Linked DNA regions of Mus musculus: region 1 is linked to region 2. The links are chromatin contacts, found by POLR2A ChIA-PET in ENCODE. All regions are on one chromosome and are shown on one strand. Each heading gives the region's core, a stretch centred on a gene start or an enhancer-like site at or near the end of the contact. The rest is flanking DNA. Distances are from core to core; before and after follow the strand shown. Region 1 holds the start of Spcs1 (signal peptidase complex subunit 1 homolog (S. cerevisiae)). Region 2 holds the start of Smim4 (small integral membrane protein 4).

Region 1 (4,407 bases), core at 1,608-4,107, 130 kb before region 2:
ACAAGTGGGCCCACATTCAGTACATACAAACAAATGTTAACAAAACAATGGAAAAGAGACGAGGGGGCTGTTAATACGGCTTAGCCAGTCAAAGCACCTGGGCTCCATCTCCAGGAACATGGTGTAATCCTGCAAACTGTTCTCACCTCTATATGCACACTCTTATACACACTAAATAACTTTTTAAACAGGGAAAAATTTTTAAAAAGCCGACTAGGAAGGTGCAGTGAGAGATGGTTCTGCTTATATTTCTTAAACAAGACCATCTAACCAACACAAGATCCATGAGAGAACTGCTCCATGAATTTTAGTTGAAAGCATTTGGGCTAAGCATAGTGGGGATATGCCTTTGATTCCAGTACTCAGAAGGCAAAGGCAGGTGGACTATGAGTTCAAAGGTCAGCCTGGTCTACATAGCAAGGTCCAGTTTCTATATTGGAAGACCCCCGTCTTGCCAGGCAGTGGTGGGCACGCCTTTAATCCCAGCACTTGTGAGACAAAGGCAGGCAGATTTCTGAGTTCGAGGCCAGCCTGGTCTACAGACAGTCAGGCTATACAGAGAAACCCTGCCGGGGGTGGGGTGGGGGGGGTGTCTCAAAAACACCAAACCAAACAACTCATCCTTAAAACAGTATGAAGGCTCATAATGGAATGTGAGACTTGGACAGTTATAAATAGGACTTTCCGGGCTGGGGAGATGGCTCAGTGGATAAGAGCACTGACTGCTCTTCTGAGTTTAAATCCCAGCAACCAAATGGTGGCTCACAACCACCCCTAATGGGATCTGACATCCTCTTCTGGCATGTCTGAAGACAGCTACAGTCATACAGTGTACTTATGTGTAATAATAAATAAATCTTTAAATGAATAAATAAATAAATTAGGGCTTTCCATATGCCAGGCGTGGTAGCATATGCCTGTATTCCCAGCACTTTGGGAAGGTAGGGCAGGATTTTGAACTTGGAGACAGCATAGTCTACATAGTGAGAACCCACTGCAAAAAGAAAACAAATGTAGTACAAGTTATGAAGTGTTTATTCATTATACACACGGGAAAGAAGCATTGCATACTTGTATCTCCTGTTCTCCATAACAAGCTTATGAAGAGATGGTATAAAATAGTCATAACTTAAAATACATTTGGATTAGAAATGAAGCCATGACAATTAGATCTCGACACAGCTGTGCTATAAGAACATAGGCGGTTTAAGCTCATGTTTTGCTTATGAAAGCAATTCAGCTCATCTCACAGGAAACAAAAGCAGGTGCTGAATCATGAAAGTCCCAATCAGTTATTTTTAGCATGCCTCTTAATTTTTCTGTCCCCTGATTTCTTGTCTTCTGTGCCTAAGTCTTGAACAGGTAACCACTTTAGGGGATGGCGGCGGTAGATAGGCCATGGAGGAAGTGTCAGCTAGATCAGAACAGAGAAAAGGTAGCATTTATTTCCATTCAAGGTCTAAATGATCATTTAGTATGTCTGATCCCCAAATAACCACCATGCTAAAGATTAACAAACTAATGAGACAAAATATGTCAGGGAGTGAGAACAAGCCTTAAGTGTTTACACATACAAGTTTTAAGAACTAAAAGAAATATGAAGGCTGCGTGAGCAAAGCGAAGCCCCTGGCATATTCATTTTACTGCCTAGAGGAGATGCAAAAGACAATTAGAAAGCTCTACACCTTTATGTAGCGCAGGCCATCGGACACAACTTAACATTCTACTTTTCAAATAATAGAGAACAGAAACATTAATGGGAAAGACGAACAAAGAGGTGATTCTGGTTCTCACTGGTAGGTCCAACCAAGTCTCCTGAGTCAGAAAACTTACGCTACTGCTAATACGCAAATACCACAAATAGCTTACCAAACAGGAGAAAGCAAATCCGGCCATAACTATGTAGACAGTCCACCCAAACTGTTCAGCCACGTACCCGTAGATAAACCCAACTATCTGAAAAGAAACAAAGTATATAAAATGCACTCAAACCAAGAGAGGCGGGGTTAAGAATTAAAAGTAATGCAATACTTACTGCAGAAAAAAGAATGATCCCCTGAAACATCTGTTCAGCTAGTTTCTGCCCCTTGTAATCCTAGGGACGAAAAAGAAGAGGACGAGTTGGTCCTACTGCCAAAGGACTGCAATTCTCGTAGGGAACTCAGCGTTGGCATAAGGCAGCATTCAACACCAGGAGGGCCCGAGAGTAAGGAAGCAAACATGTAATTTCCCAGGGAAACTTGGGCATCTTAACAGACCACGGGAAAGGGGATCTATTCTGGGGAAGAGAAGGGAAAGTGAAGCCAATCTTAGGAGTGGCTCCGGTGAGGGTGAGGGGCTTAGAAGTCGCTAGGCTCCAAAGAGAAGTGCGGGGGATCGGGGACGCGCGCCCTCACCATCTGGGTGGGCAGCGAACTCAGGTGTTCCAGCATGGTTGCTGAAGACCGATACCGACAACGAAACGGACGTAGCCGATTATTAAGGAGTAAAGTTTGCGGGGGTCGATATCGAGAGCAAGGCCGACCAGCCGAGCGTTTCACTTCGGCCGTGGCCCCGGAAGCGGATGTCTCCGAGGGGCACGGACAACCCCTGGCCCCGCCCCGCGCCATCGACAAGGGAGGTACGTCTCTTAGCTTTCCTAGAACCCTGTACACTGCTCACGAGGGCTGGGGCAGCGACCTGGCCGGAGCATCGTGCACCGGTCAGCGCTCCTGGCCGCCCGGAGCTGTAATTGCGGCAGGAATCACTTGCGGGCTGCGCCTCCCCAGTTTAACGGCCGCCGGCGCGCTCCACGTCTCCATAGCGACGGCCTTTACTCGGGGAGGACCCGGGCGACGGGGCTGCCCCGTGGCGCCTGCTGCGCCTGGCTTTCTGGCAGAGGGAGGCACAGTCAAACTAGGGGTTGTGGCCCTACGTGGCTGCTGCAGAGCTCGCCGGCCAGTGGGCCACGGCCAGAGAGCAGCGGACGCGGACGGCCCGGCGGTGGGCCGGGGCCTGGGGCCTGCGGAGCGAGCGCTGAGCTGGCGGGGCGGGCTGGGGCGTGGGCGGCGGCCACTCCTCCCAGCGCAGGTAAGGGCGACTGCGCCCAGCCTCGGAAGGCGACGATTCGTCTGACGCGGCTCTAACCTGACCTGTCAGTGCGTGGCGGGATCCCCGGAGCGCCTCACCACGTCCCCATCACTCCTAAGCGTAAGGAGGCTACTAATGATCTCTAGAGTTAGGGAAGATAACGAAGCCACATTCTCCAGGGAAAGGAGACTGCCTCGGAGAAGAGCTGCGAGGCCCAAGTCGCCCCACATCTCGTGGATTGAGCTTCCGTGCCCCTATGTAGAGGGTCCCAAATTCGGCCTAACTTTTTGGTTGCCGGTTTCCATGGCTCATTCCCAGGCCAGTCCCTCTTGGTAAAGACCAGCCAAGGGCCGGGCGTGGTGGCGCACGCCTTTAATCCCAGCACTCGGGAGGCAGAGGCAGGTGGATTTCTGAGTTCGAGGCCAGCCTGGTCTACAAAGTGAGCTCCAGGACAGCCAGGGCTATACAGAGAAAACCCGTCTCGAAAAACCAAAAAAAAAAAAAAAAAAAGACCAGCCAAGGGGTTCCCTTAACCCTGTCTTTCAAGGGTTGTGTATTTCAAAGCGTGAGCCCTTCCCTCATGACTGAGCTAGATGGGGTGCCGAATTCAGACAGACCATTCTGGGGATCCCATCCTCTGGGGCCCGCTGCCTCTGTGGACTCTGCTGTGCATGCAGTCAGGCACAGATGGCGAGATGCTAGACACTCTAGACTGGGAGGTGAGTAGCCGATGCCAGCATCTACACATCCATGGAGCTACCAACCCATTAGTTAGTTAGTTAATTTTGATTAGCACAGTTGTGACTTAGAACTTGGAAACTTGGAGTGTGTCAAGGAAGATGTCCACATCACTCCAGTAATGTGACTATTGAATTAGCTGCGGGGGGAAAGCACCTATGTGATAGAGCTCTGGAAAGTGTAACCTGGGCTTTGGGGACGTTTCCTGATCGTGAAAGACAAGTGGGGCATAGCCAGTTAAGTGTGTGAAAATGTCCAAGTGTTCTTGTGCTTTGACACCATTCAGAAAAGTACAGACCCCCTTGACACTTCGGACCTTAGAGCCAGTACAATGAAAGACTACAACAATCTTCAAGGGTCTTTTTTCTTTTCTCCTTCCCTACACTTTCCTTAGTACATATGAATAGGCTCTCATTCCTCAGGGTTGTATCTCTACCAGTGCACTTCATAGGACGGGAGTTTGTTTTACAGACCATATAGTATTTGAACTATAAAAAGATGGAAAAACAAAATGGTTTTGCCTTGTTCCTTTTGACCCAACAGCTCCATAGGAATCTCATGCTTTTCCATATTCTGGAATTTAATGTTAGTGATGATTAA
Region 2 (4,618 bases), core at 1,191-3,690:
TGGCCTGTAAACCCAGATGTCTGGCCCAAACTGTCCTCCTGAACTTGGGATCTTTAACCCATTTCATCATGTCCTACCTTATACCCAGAATCACCCTGCCCATGGATTTAAAAATAAATAATTTTTAAAAAAGATTTTCTACTATTATATATATGAGTACACACACTAGAAGAGGGCATCAGATCCCATTACAGATGGTTGTGAGCCACCATGGGTTGCTGGGAATTGAACTCAGGACCTCTAGAAGAGCGGTTAGTGCTCCTAACTGCTGAGCCATCTCTCCAGCCCCCTGCCTGTGTTCTGTACCTTCAGTGGAAGTATCAGCCCTGCCCTTCTGTCCCCTGAGAAGTTCCCATGCCCATCTCAATTACCAGACTTATCAACACTACTCTAAGCTGTCTCAGGTCTACCCACTTCTTGGCATTCCTTCTGCCAGCCTGACTAGGCCATCAGCTCAAGTCTGGCCAACCACACAGTGCCTATGTCTCTATCAAAATAGGCTAGAGCTGGGTGTGGTGTCGCACGCCTTTAGTCCCAGCACTCGGGAGGCAGGCGGATTTCTGAGTTCGGCCAGACTGGTCTACAGAGTGAGTTCCAGGACAGCCAGGGCTATACAGAGAAACCCTGTCTCGAAAAACCAAACCAAACCAAATCAATAGGCTTGATTCTTCTTGTCCAGTACTTTTATGGCCCTGCACAGGGACCCTTCTATCCGTGCCACCTTTCACGCTGTGCATCAGCTGCAGTCCCTCGGAACAGCATACACATAAGCCTCCAGGTTTCCAGGTTCACCACTGCCATGAAGTGAGCTTCATCGATCTTCCCCGATTTACCTGGGTAACAGTCCTAAATGTCTATCTTTCCCCAAAGGCCTTCCCCATACCATCTGATCCAATGAAGTGGCCACCTAGGATTCTTAGACTACTCACAAACCCTTATGGCATGCTTAATGGTAGGGGAAGGGGTTAAAATGGAGTTTGGGATCATGTGAGGCAATTATTCTCCTACCAAACTACACCATGAGCTCTTCTGAAACTTGCCTTCTTCGCTAGATATTCTCATAGTTATTAAACATTAAGTGGAGGCCCATGCCTGTAAACCCAGAGGATGACTCTAAGTTTTGAAGATTCAAGGCCAGCATAGTCGGGCTCCGCGTCAAAGTATAGAAAGAGTAATCAGGGGCTGGAGAGATGGCTCAGTGGTTAGGAGCACTGACTGCTCTTCCAGAGGTCCTGAGTTCAATTCCCAGCAACCACATGGTGGTTCACAACCATCTGTAATGGGATCCAATGCTCTCTTCTGGTGTGTCTGAAGACAGCTACAGCGTACTCAAAATAAATCTTAGAAAGAAAGAAAGAAAGAAAGAAAGAAAGAAAGAAAGAAAGAAAGAAAGAAAGAAAGAAAGGAAGGAAGGAAGGAAGGAAGGAAGGAAGGAAGGAAGGAAGGAAGGAAGGAAGGAAGGAAGGAAGGAAGGAAGGAAGGAAGGAAGGAAGAAAGAAAGAAAGAAAGAAAGAAAGAAAGAAAGAAAGAAAGAAAGAAATGAATGGAGGTTTTGAAAGAACAACCTAAAATTCTCAAATGGTAAGTTACATGAGAGGCAGACAAAGGGCCCAAAGGTTGGGAGAAAGCCTGAAAGGAACTGGCAGTTCCAGAGGCCGTTCTCAGAAATGCCAGACATTCTTTTCACAGTTCTAGGTCAAAGACATAACCTAAGGAGAGCGAGTGACCAGTAGTAATTAGCTAGGACAGCCGGGATAACTTCCTCAGGAGTTTGGGCTAAAGCTCTCAAAGGGCAAGGGCCTTAACCTGAATTTCTGAGCTATATCTCTGAATTTCCCTCAGGACTGGTTCCTCTTCCACATGCGATTAATCCTGTTCCTTAGGCCCAAAGTCACCAGCAGGGCCAAGGACAGGCTACAAAGACCTGCACGGCCTGACTAGAGGCACGTGCCCTCTTCAAATGCCGGAAGAGGAGGAGGGCTGGATGCCAATGTGAACAAAATACAAGAGCCCTAAGGGCCTCCTGCCTCGCTGCACGAGAACTGTCAAAACACTGTTCCTAACGCCCAAAGTGAAAGGAACTCTGCAACTGAATGGATCGCATACCCACGGGAGAAACGGAGGCTGCTGCACCCTCACTTACAGAAGGTCTCCTGGCCCACGCGCACTTTAATCATGATCCACTCCATCGCACCTCCCAGGACAAAAAAGAAGGGCAGGAATCTGTAGATGCCGAATCGCTGCTTGCCGGGCACTCGCTGAAGAGCTCGCCTCACCTGGGCCCTGGAGAACATGACCGAGGCCTCCCAGTGGGGTAGGGACGGAACCAGGCAGACTGGTGTTCCCGGAGGCAGTACAAATAACCCTGCGGACCCCTGCGTGTCCGCGGAGTCCCGTGGACTGAGCACCAAGACTCGACTGCAGCGCCACAGCCCGGCCGCAAGAGTTAGGTCGCGGAAGTTAGGACAGACCCAAAGCCTGGTCGGCTCCGCCAATCAGAATGTGGCGGGACTCTCAGACTCTCCAATCAGAGTGCTGTTTGAGCGCGCGTGCTCTGTGAGGCTGAGTCGGTCTGAAGAAGCCTGCGCACGCGCCTAGATTCTGGAGACGGAGAACCTTCGGGGGGCGGGGTCTCCAACGTGGCGTGGCGGCCCCGCCCTCGACCTGCTCTCACTGCTGAGGCTCAGAGTTTACTGCCGCGCCCCCTACTCTGCCATCGCCATCTTTTTTTGTAATACCCTGACCGAGGTGTCGACCCTTTGTGAATGAAATCAGCTAAAATGCAGTTTCGTGACACTCCTTCCTTTTATTTCTGGATGTGACTGGTTTGACTTGGATTCTAATACAAACATAACTCGATATGCATTTTCGAAAGCTGAATTTTATCGTCGCAGCAAAAAGTACAACTGTCTATAACAAACATGCTAAAATAATATAAACCTATGATAAGTGGGAAATTACCGTTATTCTGGTAACTTGTAGTGTTTTTAAGCATCACAACCAATAGTTACAGAAGAGGATCAAGGTAAAGAGTGACTTCGCTGTCAAACCACAACCCTATCGGCACCCTTGTAAGATGAGCCTTTCTATGATGCTGTGAGAATTGACAATCTAAAAGAATTAAATGGCCTGGCAGTGGTGGCATATGTCTTTAATCCCAGCACTTGGAAGGCAGAGGCAGGCGTATCTCTTGAGTTCGAGGCCAGCCTGGTCTACAGAGTGAGTTCCAGGACAGCCAGGGCTACACAGAGAAACCCTGTATCAAAAAAAAAAAAAAAAAAAACAGAATTAAATGACAGATTGCAGCGAGGAGGCCTGGTGGGCCCATGCCAAGGTATGCCCCTGAGAAATTATGCTGTGCAACAAATCTGGTATGAAAGGAGTTTATTGGGGAAGGAATAGAGGCAGTGAGGGAACCATGAAGGCAGAGAAAGAGGGGGGGGGGTCATAAACAGCTGACTAAGCGCAGCCTGCCTGGAGGTACCTACTGGAGAAGCCACACACAGTGAACGCCTGGCACTTGGTGCCATTTCTCTTGGATCTGAGGACTGAAACTTGTAAAGTGTCATCCACTTGGAAGGAATCCACATGTGGCCAGGTCTTCACAGCCCACCTAGGTCAATGGACCTACAAGGGTCCACCCATAAGCCCACCCTTCGGCATCCATGACTACCCAGACCAGAATCTGATACACCCGATCCTCAGCATAGGTACAGGCAAACTACAAACGTACACATTACACACAACCTTAAACCCAACAGCCACGTGTGTTCAGTTGGGCAACTCACCACCAACAATGGACATTGGGCCCAGCCTTTCCTAGTGTACACCTGCAAGCTAAGAAAACAGAAGTGGATGGAATGAAAAGAATTTCATTGAGACAGCGCTTGAAAAAAACCATGGCAATTCAACTGGGGGCCTGCACCGTCTGGCCCATCCTTTTACAGCCGCCAAAACCTGGTGGCTGCAGTGATCCTGGCCCACAGCCAGAAGCGTATGCCCAGTAGATAGGCTCCTCATTTAAGTCGATCACCTGGGTTGGGTACCAGGCAATACAAAGAAAATGCTGCCTCAGCAGGCGTCAGCTGCCCATCAGGCCAAGTGGTCTTAGCCAGCTTGGGACTGGTACTGAAAGCAAGTAGAGCTCTTGTTGTCTTAGCGACCTCAGCTCCAGTGGAACGTGCAGTCAGTCAGAAACTGGGGCAGGGGCACGAGGCCCCGGGGCAGGAGAACTGGTCTGGAAAGAATAGGACAGAAGAGCAGGGGAGGGGCAAAAAGACCCTTGGGCAAAGGAAGAGCAGTACACTCGAGCGCTCTTGCTCCTCGGCCGTCCAGGATCTCGCGGAGACCCGGGGCTCTGCGACTTCCCGCTCAAGGGAGGAAAGGTACCGCCATCGCCACCGAGACGACCAAAGGGGGGCGCAGAGCCCCTGAGCCGAGCAGGGGACAAGGAGGCGGGGGTCGGAGCCCGCTCCGCCCCGTCCCGGAGACCTCCCGCCCCCTGGGCCGAGTGGTGCGTCCATTGGCCGGATGGGCTCCGCGCGCCTCCCCCATTGGCCGGCCGCCTTGAGAAGCACGCGGCCACGGTGGCGGGCGGGCAGTCGGAGAGCGGCGGGCA

Evidence for each region. ChIA-PET counts read pairs that join two places held with the same protein, here RNA polymerase II (POLR2A).
Region 1: POLR2A ChIA-PET joins it to region 2 with 11 read pairs in Patski. The contact joins the promoter of Spcs1 here to the promoter of Smim4 in region 2. POLR2A ChIA-PET finds 5 or more read pairs at or near these places in 3 of 5 experiments (Patski and embryonic stem cell).

The regions. Positions count from the first base shown.
Region 1 is chr14:30,998,809-31,003,215 of GRCm38, forward strand. It overlaps Spcs1 (signal peptidase complex subunit 1 homolog (S. cerevisiae)), which reads right to left and starts at 2,858. Exons shown (of 4, transcript NM_026911.3): 1 at 2,397-2,858; 2 at 2,036-2,095; 3 at 1,870-1,956; 4 at 1,018-1,414. The coding sequence starts at 2,609. The coding sequence ends at 1,289. Glt8d1 (glycosyltransferase 8 domain containing 1) reads left to right here and starts at 2,625. Exons shown (of 10, transcript NM_029626.2): 1 at 2,625-3,189.
Region 2 is chr14:31,126,490-31,131,107 of GRCm38, forward strand. Smim4 (small integral membrane protein 4) reads right to left here and starts at 2,441. Exons shown (of 2, transcript NM_001308091.1): 1 at 2,144-2,441. The coding sequence starts at 2,294. It overlaps Nt5dc2 (5'-nucleotidase domain containing 2), which reads left to right and starts at 4,600. Exons shown (of 14, transcript NM_001374087.1): 1 at 4,600-4,618.